3 separate regions of the Homo sapiens genome follow, and regions 1 and 3 are each linked to region 2. Evidence: read pairs that join two places in POLR2A ChIA-PET (ENCODE). Cell type or tissue: GM12878. All regions are shown on one strand. Links, peaks and the distances in the headings refer to the core of each region. The heading gives the core; the rest is flanking DNA.

Region 1 (4,000 bases), core at 1-4,000, 55 kb after region 2:
TACTGAGTTCCAGTCACTGGATTTGGGTGGCTGGTCCCAAGAGGCATGGGAACAGGCACCACGATGCCTTGTTTAAGTGCTTTGTAGAAAAGGAGACAGCTTGAAAATGAGGGTGTTCTAGGCATAGAGAATGACTTGTGGTGGAGGGCAGTGATCGATTCAGAGCTTAATTATCTGGACCAGGTAAACACTGAGTTGCTGGAATCCAGAACCAAATCTGACAGGGCCTTAGAAATCACCAGGGGAGATGATCTGTATCATCTTTTTAGTCCATGATCCTTCTACTTCATTGCAACTATTCTCTACCCAAATAATTTTTATACTGCTAATGAACAACTCTACAAACATTTGAGAATATTTATTAAATGCCTATTATGAGCTAACACTTATGGGCACTGGGAACACAGTGATGAACAAGGAACAAATTTATAGTACATGGGACTTAATGCACTGGGTAGGAATCAATTGCACAATTACTGCAAATGCTGATCTTTCCTGATTAAGGAAAGTTACTTAGGGAAAACAGCCCACAAGGGGTTAAATGAAAAGCTATATTCTGCCTGTCCTAGTGACTCTAATGCCAGTATTCAAAAAGGTTCACCCACCTTCCCTTTTTTCCTTTACTTATTCTCTTCATTTGCATGGAGAAAGGAAGACCAAAGCCTCTTACAAATTACCTTATGCACTGAGCCACAGACCCAAACAGAGCTCAGATTATCTATTTAATTCTCCAGCCTGCAAGGGGGCATTTACCCATTGTCTATGTCTTATCCAAATGTAATGGATTAGTTCAGAGCCCAGGGGGGAAAGGCATGAATACTGTGTTTAGAAGGAAAGCTATACAGAGCAGAGATAAATTCAAAGGATGATTTTACAAAAGAGAAAAGTTGGGGTGAGTTTTTGGGAAAACCCCTGTGAGCCTAGGTATCAGTCCTGGCTTGTTCAAAGCTAAAACTCTCGGTCCACATCCAGGATGGTCCCCCACCCTCTACCAAAGGCTGCTCTATCTCCAATCTCACACCCCAGACAAGGGGTCATCCATCACCAGGGGAAGAAGGTGAGACTCGAAGGTGGGAGTACAGCAAGTCAGACTACACACACTGGAGAGAAAAATCTACTGCAGCTCGCGTTTCCTTAGAAACCCCCACAAGCTGAGAATGGGAAAGTAGCCACACAGTCAGACAGAGGTCTGTCTGATTCCTTCATCAAAGATCATACCCCGGAAGGAGGAGGAAGACATCGTTAAGCAGCTTAATCTTTCAGGCAAGGCCTGGAGAAAGCAGCCTCCTGCAGAGCCAGAAAGATGCAGGTCTGGATCCCAAAGCAAATGCAGGCACAGGCAAGGCAAGGAGAGTCGAATCTACACACATACACATGCACACAAGCACGCACGGGTGAGAAACCCTAATGATTAAGCAGGGGAGAGGAAATATTCTGATAGAATATTCAAATGAAAGGCGAGTTCCCATAGAGACCCCTTTGTGAATAACCACACAATAATCACATGACCTTCAAAATAGAACTGGAGACAAATCTGATTTCGTCTAATTCTGAAAGCATGTCAAGCTCTTGCCCTTGCTAGTGAGCTCAAGCTCTGGAACCCAAACTGAACAAGAATTCTGTCTTCAACATTTAATAGCTCTGTGACTTGAGGCAAATTACTTAACTTCTCTGAGCCTTATTTATGAAAGGAAAAGTCCCTACCTTAGTGTTAAGAATTAAGTGAGATAATACATGTACAGCATGTAGGACAGTGTCTGGCTCCCTCTAAAGACTCATTCAAGTCAACAGATAAGAAGGAACTGCAATCCAGGTTCAACATAGAATGAATCCCATCGAGTTTATCCATTTCCACAGACTGAAAGAAGCTAGAGGCAAAAAGAACATACTATGTTATTCCTATATATGAGGCCCAAGAACAGGCAAAACAAATTGATGGTCAGAATTGTGGATGTCTCTGGAAGTACAAACTGAGAGGGACATGAGTGAAATTGCTTGGGTGCTGGAGCTATTCTATATGTTGATATGGTGGTTATATGAGTGCATGCATATGTAAAATCTCTCCACGCTGTACACTCAACATTACTGCAATGTAACAGAGCCTATGGATCATCAGTCTTCTCATTGGTCATCACCATCTGTGACAGCAGCTGCAGGAAGTGAGAACTGGGTTGCACCCAAGGTACGTGGCGGCTGATGCTTTCTGCAAGACATTATATGTAAAGGTTGATTATTAGAACCCTGATTCTTTCCAGCAAGACACAGGTTAACTCACTGTGAGTTTAGCAGAAAAGGCATGCATATCCCCATTGCTCAGCTGAGGACACTAAGATTCAGGGTACCAAGGTCAGTTGTCCATGAACACAGCTGGTGAAGTTAGAGTTAAGGAGAGAAGGCAAGTCTCCATGCTCCACTATATTTCAATCTGTTTAGAGAATTCCCTTCTATCTACTAGAGACAAATTCCCTAGTCCTGAAGGAGGAAATAAAAGAAGATACCTTTTTTTTTTCTTAAAGAGTTCTTCCAAAGAGAAAAAGGCATTTCAAATACAAATGAACAAAAGTAAGCTATATTGCCACCTGCAGCCTCTGTGAGACCTAATGGCAGGTAGGAACAAGAGGGTCTGTGGTTTGAGGTAGAATCAGGGTCACTGTTCCCACTACCCTAGGCAGGTGCAGTTGCAGGTAGGCCAGGGGGTAAGGAGGGGTGGTAAGAGCTGTCACCCAGTCTGTCTGTCTCTGAATGGCTCTGGGAACTTCTCCTGGAGGGGAACGGTCTCAGTTCTATCAGAGAGTTTCAGCAGGTTTAAGAGCAGAGCAGAGTAGTTCCCTGTTACCGCAGGCTGCTCTGGATAAGGAAACAAACATTTTGGGGCCTCCTATCATGTACCTGGCATAGTTAGAGGAGCTGAGGATAGAGTAATGCCACTCAAGAAAAGCAAATCCTGTACAGAGGGCAATTAGGGAAAGCCTCTTCATGAAACTGATATTCAAAAGGCAACCTTTCATAGCATGAACTTGGGCTGAGTTGCAATTCCTATGGGGAACAGCCAGATACACACGGGCTGGGCCTCACCAGAACAAGTTTCCCTCCAACGATCTCAAACTACATCACTGAAAATCAGTCATGCTCTTACAATCCAAGTACAGCATTTGCTCTTAAATTCAAACCAATAGGCTACAAAAAAAAGTTGTATCACTTTGTTATAACATGGGTCCTACAGGCTTTAAATAATTTTGGGTACAATTTTGGGTACAGTTACCAGACTCAAGGAAAAAGCCTCTTTACAATAAAGCATGTGTTTGGAATACTGGGCCCCAAGACTCCTACCAATACCAATCCAGTGCTTCTTCTGCTATGTCACTAATATATGTTGAAGAATGGGAAGCAAATTAACAAGGCAGCTCCTGCCTTGAAAAAAATGCAGTCTAGTAGGTGGGCTAGTCACATGCACAACTAACCACAGTAGAAGGTAGGAAGTGCTGTAGTTGTACTGTATTACAGTTCTAAGCTGATGCAACGTAAGGAATACATAAGGGTCCATTGCCCATCTAGAAAAGATGTTATAACCTAGGCAGGAAGATGGGACACAAGTAGAAACGACTCTCACCAGCAAAGGTAGAACCACAACACACAAGGAGTCTCAAAGAATGGAGTCTTCCCCTTTGTTCATTTATTTAATAACATTTACTGAATGCCAGGTATTTAATTGGCACTGTGATAAACAAGTCAAGATCCTTGCCTTAGAGAGCGCAAGTTCAATTGAGAGTAAAGCCTTATAAACAGACATTCCCAATGCATATTCATGAACACATGCATACAGTAGCCTGGGAAGTGGAATAAAACGATTTTTATTTCTAGGACTTGGGAATGCCTTAAGATGAAGAAGAAAAGAGCTTGGGCTTTGCATTTTAGGCAACAGGAACAGGATTATTTGGAATCACAAAGGTTTGGAAGAACAAAGTGTTTTACAAAACTATATTGCAGCTGAAGCACTGGG
Region 2 (5,991 bases), core at 1,068-5,067:
TAATTTGACATATGACTTAGGGCCAGTCACTTTTCTTCTATGCAACTTTCTTTATCTGTAAATATAGTGGATATAGATAGGTCAATTAACTAAACTTTGGTTTAAACTGTAAAAGCATTTCTCCCTAACAGATCCCAAACAGAAGAGTAAACACAAAGCACATCTGAAAGGGGAGTTGAAGGCCTAAGGTCCCACCAGCAGTCCTCCCTCTCCACACCACAGTGACTGAGAGTTGGTTCCTCCAGGATCCAGGTTTGCAGGTCCTGGGCCATCAGATTCCTGAGGTTCATTCCAGCTGTGACATCTACACACACCTCCCCATCATGCTTGCCACAGGCCCTTCTACACAGCAGTAGCAGGTATTAACTCGGTGCTTACCATTTGACACATGCTCTTCTGAGTGCTTTTCATGTATTAACTTATTCAATGCCCAATTCAGAGATGAGAATATTGGGGCACAGAAAGGTTAAGTCACTTCTCCAAGGCTACACCGATAGTCAGGTTTGGAGCCTGGAATCAAACCTAGTTATTGGGCTCCAAGGCCCTCGCTTTTGACCCACAACTCTGTCCCGCCTCCCTCAATGGGTGCACAGTATGCATTCCTGTCCTGTTGAATAGGACCTAGGAAAAGGTAGTCTGATGGGGAGAGGAAAGGAGGGAAATGAGAAGATAAAGTGGGAGAAAGAGAGTGTGATCAAGCTGTACCCCGGAGAGCACTTAGTTCTCTAGAGGGGAAGCAGCTTCAGAGTGAAACTGGTTGCTGGAATGGAGACACCAAGAACCAACCTGTTGCTTACCCCATGGTCCTGGAACCAACTCTGATGAGGTGGTTTCTCCTGAATCCATATTTTCTAATCCAGAGATGGTCAAATGCTATTTTTATATCAAGATCTTAGATGATAGCATTCCTTAAGAGGACTTTTCCAGAGAAAGTAGAGATGTCATCTTGCCAAAATATTTTTTTCTTACTGGAACAATAAAAACCTGCTTTGTAAATAACAATGGGAATAGGAAGCTGCCCATATTCTCACCCACCTTTTTCTTTTAATGAATTTAATGAATTAGAATATATGCTATGTGATAAAAAATGTACTGAAAAGCTTGGTAAGTATCATTCAAAGCCTCTCGACCAATCATTTTCACATTGTCTGAAGCTAGCATTTCCAATAAAGTGGGACAACATTATGCAGAGTAGAATTTTACAGTAACCTCAGGAAAATGCAAAAATTGGCAGTAGATAAAGGCAAGGGACAGGGCTTACCTTCAGGAACAGAGGGTCTGTCTGTGTTTTTCCAAGAGGCTCTACTGCCATTTGAGGGTGGGTACTTCACTGGATAGAACTGTTTGGATCTTATGGGGTGTCCACCATTCTGGACCCCTGCCTACTATATGCCAGCTCACAGTTCAGGAGGGGAGAGGAGAGACAGGGATGCATGTACCAAGCTATCATCCAAGACTTCCTGCGGCACCCGATACGTGGTAATGCACCTCTATTAAAGTTTATGTACTTTAATACAAAATGAAATGTTTACAAAGCATAAAATAAAATACCATCAAAGGCTACAGCCCATCTTGCATCAAAAGTAACTTACTATAAAAAAACTGAAAACACAATTTGCAAGTATCAGAACCAGAGAGGATCCCAGTGATTATCTAGTACACAGGGTGGAAAACTTTCTCCGTAAAGGGCCTGGGTGTAAACAGTCTAGGTTTTGTGGGCCATATACTCTGTTGCAACTACTCAACCTTTGTCTTCGTAGCACGAAGGCTACCCATACCCATATTAATAAAATGAATGGGCATGGTTGTGGTTCAATGAAGTCTACTGAAAACAAAATTTAAATGTTTAAATATTTAAATAAAGACAGGAACCAGTATGACTGACTGATTTTCTTTGCCTCAGGCTCCAGTATGGCTCCATACTGCACTGTTACTGATCTTGTCACCATTTCCATTTTTGATAATGCGTTCATTCTGACACTGCTGACTTTAATTTTGATTTTTTACAATATTGCATTGAGTATTAACTTACCTTGATGACTGGGTGTTAGTATCCCCTTAAGTTTTGCCCTGGAGATTAGTGCCTTACTTGCATTGCTCAAGTTTGGGCCCTGCCTCATGCTCCCAAACTTCCACCCTGTCTCTGTTCTTCCTTGGGCCAGTCTTTTTGTCCATTCCTCCAATGACTCCATTCCTTGTCAAATTGAGTCCTAGTAACTTGCTTGTACATTTTCTTCGTGGAGGTCATGTCTTGACTCCTTCACCCTTTCACTTTTCCTCCCACTCAAGGGCAACAACAAACCCCTCCTCACATCCCAGGTCAGCAGTTCCCACCTTCAGATCCTTTGAAGAATCAGCTTCTGCTCCAAGAAGTCTTTTTCTAGAAGATATTCCCAATAAAGAGGACCTATTTCTAAGAAGGATTCTCCAACAGCTGCTAAGAAACCTGTCCCTGTTTCATCACATACATATAGCAGTGTGCCAGGCACAGAGAGGGAAATGCACCAGAGAAGCCTCCCCACCGGGTGGTGAAGCCCCGAGGGAAAGGACTTCCAAATCCCAACCTCTAGCACACAGTGGACCCTCAATTAGTATTTATCAAACTGAATTGGACAAGTCCTTTCAACTAGATTTTCAGACTTTGGAGGATTAAGGTGGAAATGGGGAGGCTCAGGGAAGACTGATTTCATACTCTTAGGGTGAGAGAAAAGCGGTGCTGTTCTGTGGATTTTATTAGTGGAAATGAAATCACTGGTGAAAACTGCCAGTGTGGGCACTGTGGATACTGCTGGATCCAGAAAATATAGTAATCAACACTTGTACCCTAACTAGCTGGTCTATGGTAGGAATATACATGTGTTTTCCCCAATTTTTTTAAATTTTCCAGTGTGCTTCTGTTCCACAGGAAGTGAGACAGCCGGTTCAGAAACAAATTACCACTCTCAGCTAAACCCCCATTTCCCAAATCCCGAGCCTTCCTTTAACCTATTTATTTAATTTCTCTTAACATATTTAAATCCATTGGAGGGAATTATGAGGGAGACAGATGAGATAGCTCACAAACATTTGTATGCACATTAAAATAAAGAAAATTAAATGAAAAATTAATAGGGCAGACAGGTAACCATGTAATGTGATTTCACTTTGAAGCAATTTATTTTCATTCAAACTGTGATAAATAATCACCAAGTGATATAATAATTACCCATTTCTTGGTGTCGAATGGGATGTGGAAATTATTCTCTGAAGTGAAAACATCCTATGGACTTTCAAAAAGGGAATGTCGCACATTCAATAAAGCTACAAACCATGACCCCAAAAGAAATTGAATTGGCCTGTTTGTATTCCCATCGCTATGTCTGAAAAGTATGTTCTCACCCTCTAAGGCAAACTTCCCTTTCTGTTTGATAAAGTCTTGTGATTTGCGACCACAAAAACTCTGAGGACTCCATAAATTTTGTGCTTTGGCACTCCCATGTGAGATCAAGCCCTGCAAAAGATGGCTGCTGAAGAAGGCAGAGTCTAAAGGTCACAGAACAGTTCCTCGTTTTGGTGGTTAGCAACAGTCATTTCTAAATGCCTTCTGGGCTTAAGAATAATTGAATGCATTTTAAAATTAGGTCTTGTTCAGTTAAAAGCAAGACCCCATCTGTAAACACTCATCGGCACCCATTAGAAGGACCTTCCTTGCTGGAGCTCTTTATTGCCCATAAATACAAGGGCTGCCATTGCTTTAGGGCCCCCATGTGCTGGGTGCCCGCATGCATCATTTCATATCAGAAATACTGCTGACGAGAGACGCCAGCAAACAAAGAGGCTGGTGGGAAAAAGCACTGGATTAAGAATGAGAAGACTTGGGTTCTAGTCTTGAATTGGCCCCCTACTATCGATGCAAACATGAGGAGTTCATCAAAACATCTCTGTACTTCAGGTTCCTCATTTATGAAATGTCGATGATGATACATACCTGCTTCAACCCACTGGGAAACTATAAAATGTTGCACAAATTCACTTCAAATTCCTAAGTGTTTCATCAAATGCTGACTAAGGCTGTGCAAGGCACTTAGGAATAATGAGGAAAGTAAGAAAAAGTCCCCCCACTTCAAGAAACTATCCATGCAGCAGGAAAGAGAAACATGTATAAGCAACTCACTCCAAAAAGGCAATTCTGAGCCTCTCTGCCATTTGCTTAGTTCACGTAACCAGCACTTTTCCTCTCCATTCAGTCATCCTCTTATTTATTCATTCATTTATTCAACAAAACTTCATTTAGCATTTATGATGGGCCTGGCACTGGGAATACAGAAATGGCTCACGTTAAATCCCTCAAGGAGCTTATGTTCTGGCAAAGAACATATCTTTGCAAAGAATTTTCCAACACATTTTAAAATATAGTGTTGTTGTTTTGGTTTTTTGTTTTTTGTTTTCCTTCCTTCCTTCCTTCCTTCCTTCCTTTTCTTTCTTCCTTCTTTTCTTTCTCTTTCTTTCTTTTCTTTCTTTCTTTCTTTCCTTTCTTCCTCTTTCTCTCTCTCTTTCATAGAAACTGAGTCTCGCTCTGTTGCCCAGGCTGGAGTGCAGTGGTAGGATCATGGCTCACTGCAGACTCAAGTTCCTGGATTCGGGTAATCCTCCTGCCTCAGCCTCTGAAGTATCTAGGACTACATGCACACACACCACCACACCCAGCTAATTTTTAAAAAAGTTTTTGGTAGAGACAGGGTCTCATTATGTTGCCCAGGCTGGTCTTGAACTCTTGGGCTCAAGGGATCCTCCTACCTCAGCCTTCCAAAGTGTTGGAAATACAGGCATGAGCCTTTGTGCCTGTCCAGTGGTTTCCTATTTAATCCCAATAAAAGTATTTGGAGTAGATATGATTAGCTCCATTTTTAAAATCAGACACTGAAGACCCAGAAAATGAAGTGACTTGCCAACCCCAGGGAGCTTTCAGCGATAGGGTTGCAACACTGAAATTGTGGCTTTATGACTTGGATCCCGTGCTCCTTCTCATACGTTGTAGATGTCTTCCAGGAGAGAGGCCAGCCTTGAACTAAGCCATCTTACTGAGACCATGACTCCACCTAAGTCTTATGAATTCTTTTCTCTATAGAGCTGAATCTATATTCTGTGCCTTCCATCACTGTTTAGGGCCCAGCTGAAATAAATTGCCTTCCCTCCCTCCCTCCTTCATCCCTCCCTCCCTCCCTCCCTCCTTCCTCCTTCCCTTTCTCCTTCCCTTCCTCTCTCCCTCCTTCCTTCCTCCTCCTTTCCTTCCTTCCTTCCTTGTTTCCTTTATTTTTTCTTTCTTTCCCTCCTTCTAAAGCATTTATTGAGCATCTACATCTACTATGTGCTGGGCATTATGCTGGGCCCTGAAGATTAAAGGGTGTTAATAACATAGTCCCAGCCTCCTGGAGCTTAATAGCTAGTAAAAAAAAACCCAGAAAAATAGCCAGATAATTTCAATATAGTGTGATAAGTGCTAGGACATAGAGATATGGGATGCAGTAAAAGTCTATAAAAAGGGCCGGGTGCAGTGGCTCACGTCTGTTATCCCAGCACTTTGGGAGGCTGAGGTAGGTGGATCACAAGTTCAGGAGTTTGAGATCAGCTTGGCTAACATGATGAAACCCCCCTCTACTAAAAATACAAAAAAAAAAAAAAAAAAGTAGCTGGGCGTGGTGGTGGGCACCTGTAATCCCCGCTACTCGGGAGGCTGAAGCAGGAGAATCGCTTGAATCCAGGAGGCGGAGTTTGCAGTGAGCAGAGATCGTGCCACTGCACTCCAACCTGGGTGACAGCAAGACTCCATCTCCAAAAAAAAAAAAAAAATCTAAAAAAAGTAATCTAACCTAGCAGTCAGGGTGCCAGGGAGGGTTTCACAGAACAGCCAGAAAGAAACCTGAAGAGCCTTTGGCCAGGCCAAAGGGAAGCTAGCATGTTTTTTTTCTGTTTTTGTTTTTGTTTTTGTTTTGTTTTTGAGATGGAGTTTTG
Region 3 (4,000 bases), core at 1-4,000, 60 kb after region 2:
GAAAGAATGACTCAGTCCAAAATGCCAAAGTGGAGAAACCTATTCTAAGTTAGCCCTGCGAAAACCGGGAAGCAAACCAGGAGCAAGTCCTGCCTGGCCCTATCCAGTCATGGAGTCTCCCTCTAGCACCCTCTACTGGCAGAGCCTAAGAGGGAGCCAGTGGACAAAGATAAAAATTTCATCACGAAGTTAAGAACAAAAGGATAGCGTTGTAACTAAGTGCCAATAACTTAGTAACTGGCACAAACATTGCAGGTCCGGTTCTCAGAGCAAGCAATGACATGACGGTAGATATGGGAATGACATTTGAGAGAAAGACTCAGTAGCCAGGAGTGCGTGAAGCAAAGCAAAACCTATTACAAGTTCCAGGAATAGCCAAGTGAAGAGATAGACAAATCCTCTCTCTCCACAACATCTATAAAGCTGGACAAAATTAGCAAAATCAACCATCCCAGAGTTGGAAGTTGAACAACAGCATATAACGACCTGAGAAACATTTATGTTTGAAAATCTGCTGAACTTTGGGTCAGAACAGGGGGAATCTGGTGCCTGCTTGCCTGGGACTGAACTCCTTCCCAATCCATATGGAAGCTCGAAGAGGGCAGGATGAGCCTAAAGACCACAACTTTTCTGCCAGGTAAATGTGGACTCACCAGGCTCAAAAAGGTGGGAGATGCCCATGCTCAAGTGTATTTTCAGCAGAAGTGATGACCCAAGGCAGCCAGCAGTGAGGGTCAATAACTCCACTGGTCTGACAGAGACGTATTCCTGCCTGAGGCTGCTCATCTGGCATAAGCTGTTCACACACTCCTGGCTGATCTTGAGGCTGAGAACATGCACATAGCTCACAAGAAAAAGCACAGTGTAAATTCAAAGCCAGAACAGCTTTGAAAAATACCCAAACTTTTAATATGCTTTTCTACCCACACATAGTTCCAAGAAAGTCTTACTAGCTTGAAGTATTTGAACACAACCTCTGTCCACTCTGACTGCTGAGCTATGCAAACACGTGGCAACCCTTAGGCTTAAAAATAAAAACATGAGTGAAAAAAGCAAAACTAAGTGGAGACATCATCAGCCATGCACTGTGTGGGGAGGGTAATGAATTTCACAGATTTAGCCCATGAAAGCTACTAAACAACTCAAGAGAGCTCAGCTTAAAAAAAAAAAAAAAAAAAAAGATGAGTGATCAAAGGTCAGAAGAGCTCCTTTTCTAAATTCCAAATCTCATATTCACTTTTAAGGCTTTACATCACATCTCCAAGCAATAGTGGATACAGATAACTTTATTTCCACTTAAGTTCTCTATTTTGCAAAGTTGGCTTGGGAGATACTGAAATCAGTGGTGAGTATGTGTCAGCAAAGAACATATCAAAATAGCTGATGGTATTTCTTCAAAAACATCTCTCTGATCTGAAGTATAGATGAGCACATCCACTCAGAACAGGCATTTAATGCAAAGGCTTTTCCAGTCGGCTCTGATTTTTCAAAGCCCTTCTGAGTTTTATAGCTTATAATAGCATCCTTTTTTAAAAAATGAAATCTGAACAATTATTAAAATGTAGCATGCCAATGAAGGAAAAATTGATGTGATTCTCATGCACACATGATAACACATTACGAAATGCTACCAGTGAGATGAGTGTTGGGACAACCAGGATGTGGCTGCAGCCTTAGGCCTGGACACTACCTCCAGTTCTCTAACACAATAGAATAAAACAAAAAGGAAGAGTCCTCAATAATAAGCTATCCCACCCTTTATTAAATGCAAGAATCCCCTCCACTATATCCTCATGAGCTCCTTTCAGCATCTGCTTAACATATATAATGAATACAGAAGATTACTTTAGAATAGGGGTTAGGTCTGGGGTTATATCTATTTGGTAGATGTATTTCATTTGGCTAACATTTAAAAAAATGTTAGCAATATTTTAAAATTAGGAAATGTCACACAAAAACTTGATTTTCTAACTTTTAAAGGAAGCATAGTTCTGGCCACTCTAGGCCCCATTTCCACATGGAAACAAAATGAGACTGATTAACAAATGCTCCTTTTGAAAGGGGCCCGGACCCCCTAGCTCACCAAGGTCCTGACCACTGCCTAATGCCCATAGGACCACATTAATCGCCACATTCACACTGTTGCTTTTTCTTGAAGTAAAGACAGACAGATGTGTCCCAGAACTCTCTCCACTGAGGGGAAGTGAAAGGCAGACTGAACCTGCTCTGGTTTTCTACATCAAGATTACTCACCAAGTGCCTGGCCCGGAGGGATGTGAGAGTGTGACCCCACTGTGTGAGGAACCCTCAAGGACCTCCTTCCCATTAGTCACCTCTCTCCATCTGTTTGCCATATAATTCCTGCAAACCTCCCCGATTCTCTGTACATCCTTTTATCAGTCTGCAAAAGGAGGCTCTCTTCTCGGTCCTCGCTCCCTCTACCTGACAGGAATGCCTTAGAAGCCACTTGATAACATCTGCAAAAGGGCGGCGAGCTTCCCATATGTAAGTAGATACAACAGAGCATGCATGTTACCATGTTGAGTGTTATTAAAGTTGCTTATCTACCTCCAAGTGACACTCTCATATAAGTGGCTAGCAACTCATGTTCAGATAATGCTAAGCAGTATTCCAAGCCTAGACCACAGGATAGACCTATAAACCAACTAAAATTTTGTAGAGAAAATCCCAGAGTGGGCAGAGGTTTTGGGGATCAGTGAAGAATAAGAGGAAAGAGAACTCTGTTTTAACCACTGTTGTAAAGATAAGAAATGGGCAGACAGGAGGTCCTGGATCTGGAAGACTATGTTGCTGTCATTGATTGTGGGCTTACTGTATGCTACACATCTTATGTGTGTGGCCTCATTTAATTCTTTGTAAAACTCCATGAGATAGCTGTTGTTGTTTTCAGTTCACCATGAAGAGCCTGAGCCTTAGAGAGACTAAGTAATGTTTTTAAGGACACATGGTTAGTAAGTAAGTGGAAAGACCAGGGTTCAGCTTCAGGGCCTGGATTCTTAATTGCTATGCAATTTTGCCTCTCTGTACTTAAAGAGGAAGAGAAGAAGTCACATTTATTAATCAATGACTATACATCAAGCTAGATATGATTTTGTATTTTTAAAGCTCTATTGAGATATAATCTACACACTGTAAAATTTACTGGTTTTAAGTGTACAATTCCAAGATTTTCAGTAAATTTACATAACCGTGCAACTATCACTGCAATCTAGTTTTAGAACATTATCGCCACCCCAAAAAGATGCCTGTGTCTGTTTGTAGTCAATCCCTGTTCCCACGCTAAGCTCCAGGCAACCACTAATCTACCTTCTGTCTCTATAGACTTGTTTTCCCAGATATTTGTTACAAATAGAATTGTATGTGATGTTTTGCATCTGGCTTACTTATTTAGCATAATATTTTTGAGGTTCATCAACATTTCAGTATTATTAGTATTTCATTACATTTTATTCCACTGCCTGGGTATACTATATTTGTATATCCTTTCACCACTACGTGAACATTTGAAGTGTTTCCACTTCCTTGGATACTATCAATAATGCTGCCACGTGCATTCCCAAACAAGTCTTTCAGGGACACATGTTTTCCTATATGTTTTCATATAGGCAAATCATGTTTTCATGATATCTGTGAGTAGAGTTGCTGGGTTATATGGTAAACTCATGTTTAACATTTTTTGTTGTTGTTTTTGTTTGTTCGTTTTTTTTTTTTTTTAATTTGAGACAGGGTCTTGCTCTGTCACCCAGGCTGGAGTGTAGTGACATCATCACTGCAACCTCCGCCCCCCAGGTTCAAGTGATTCTCATGCCTCAGCCTCGAGAGTAGCTGGAATTACAGTTGTGCACCACCATGGGCTGGCTAATTTTTGTGCTTTTAGTAGAGATGGGGTTTCACCATGTTGACCAGGCTGGTCTCGAACTTCTGGCCTCAAGAAATCCACGCACCTTGGCCTCCTAAAAGTGCTAGGAATATAGGTATG

What was found. ChIA-PET counts read pairs that join two places held together with the same protein. Peaks named below come from ENCODE experiments on the same cell type or tissue, not always from the same donor. Only the 100,000 strongest peaks of a DNase experiment are listed, where the experiment ranks them.
Region 1: POLR2A ChIA-PET joins it to region 2 with 9 read pairs; 3 of 35 experiments call an interaction of 5 or more read pairs at or near these places.
Region 3: POLR2A ChIA-PET joins it to region 2 with 5 read pairs; 2 of 35 experiments call an interaction of 5 or more read pairs at or near these places.

What each region holds. Positions count from the first base shown.
Region 1 is chr1:58,157,498-58,161,497 of GRCh38, forward strand. It overlaps a transcript of DAB1 not described here. Among named protein-coding and RNA genes, the nearest start is that of DAB1-AS1, 300 kb to the left of the region's middle. In GM12878, for the core only: a CTCF peak has its summit at 1,766; no DNase peak of the experiment used is centred there.
Region 2 is chr1:58,101,657-58,107,647 of GRCh38, forward strand. It overlaps a transcript of DAB1 not described here. Among named protein-coding and RNA genes, the nearest start is that of DAB1-AS1, 240 kb to the left of the region's middle. In GM12878, for the core only: no CTCF peak of the experiment used is centred there; a DNase peak (open chromatin) is centred at 3,525.
Region 3 is chr1:58,163,031-58,167,030 of GRCh38, forward strand. It overlaps a transcript of DAB1 not described here. Among named protein-coding and RNA genes, the nearest start is that of DAB1-AS1, 300 kb to the left of the region's middle. In GM12878, for the core only: a CTCF peak has its summit at 132 (motif pointing left); a DNase peak (open chromatin) is centred at 2,223.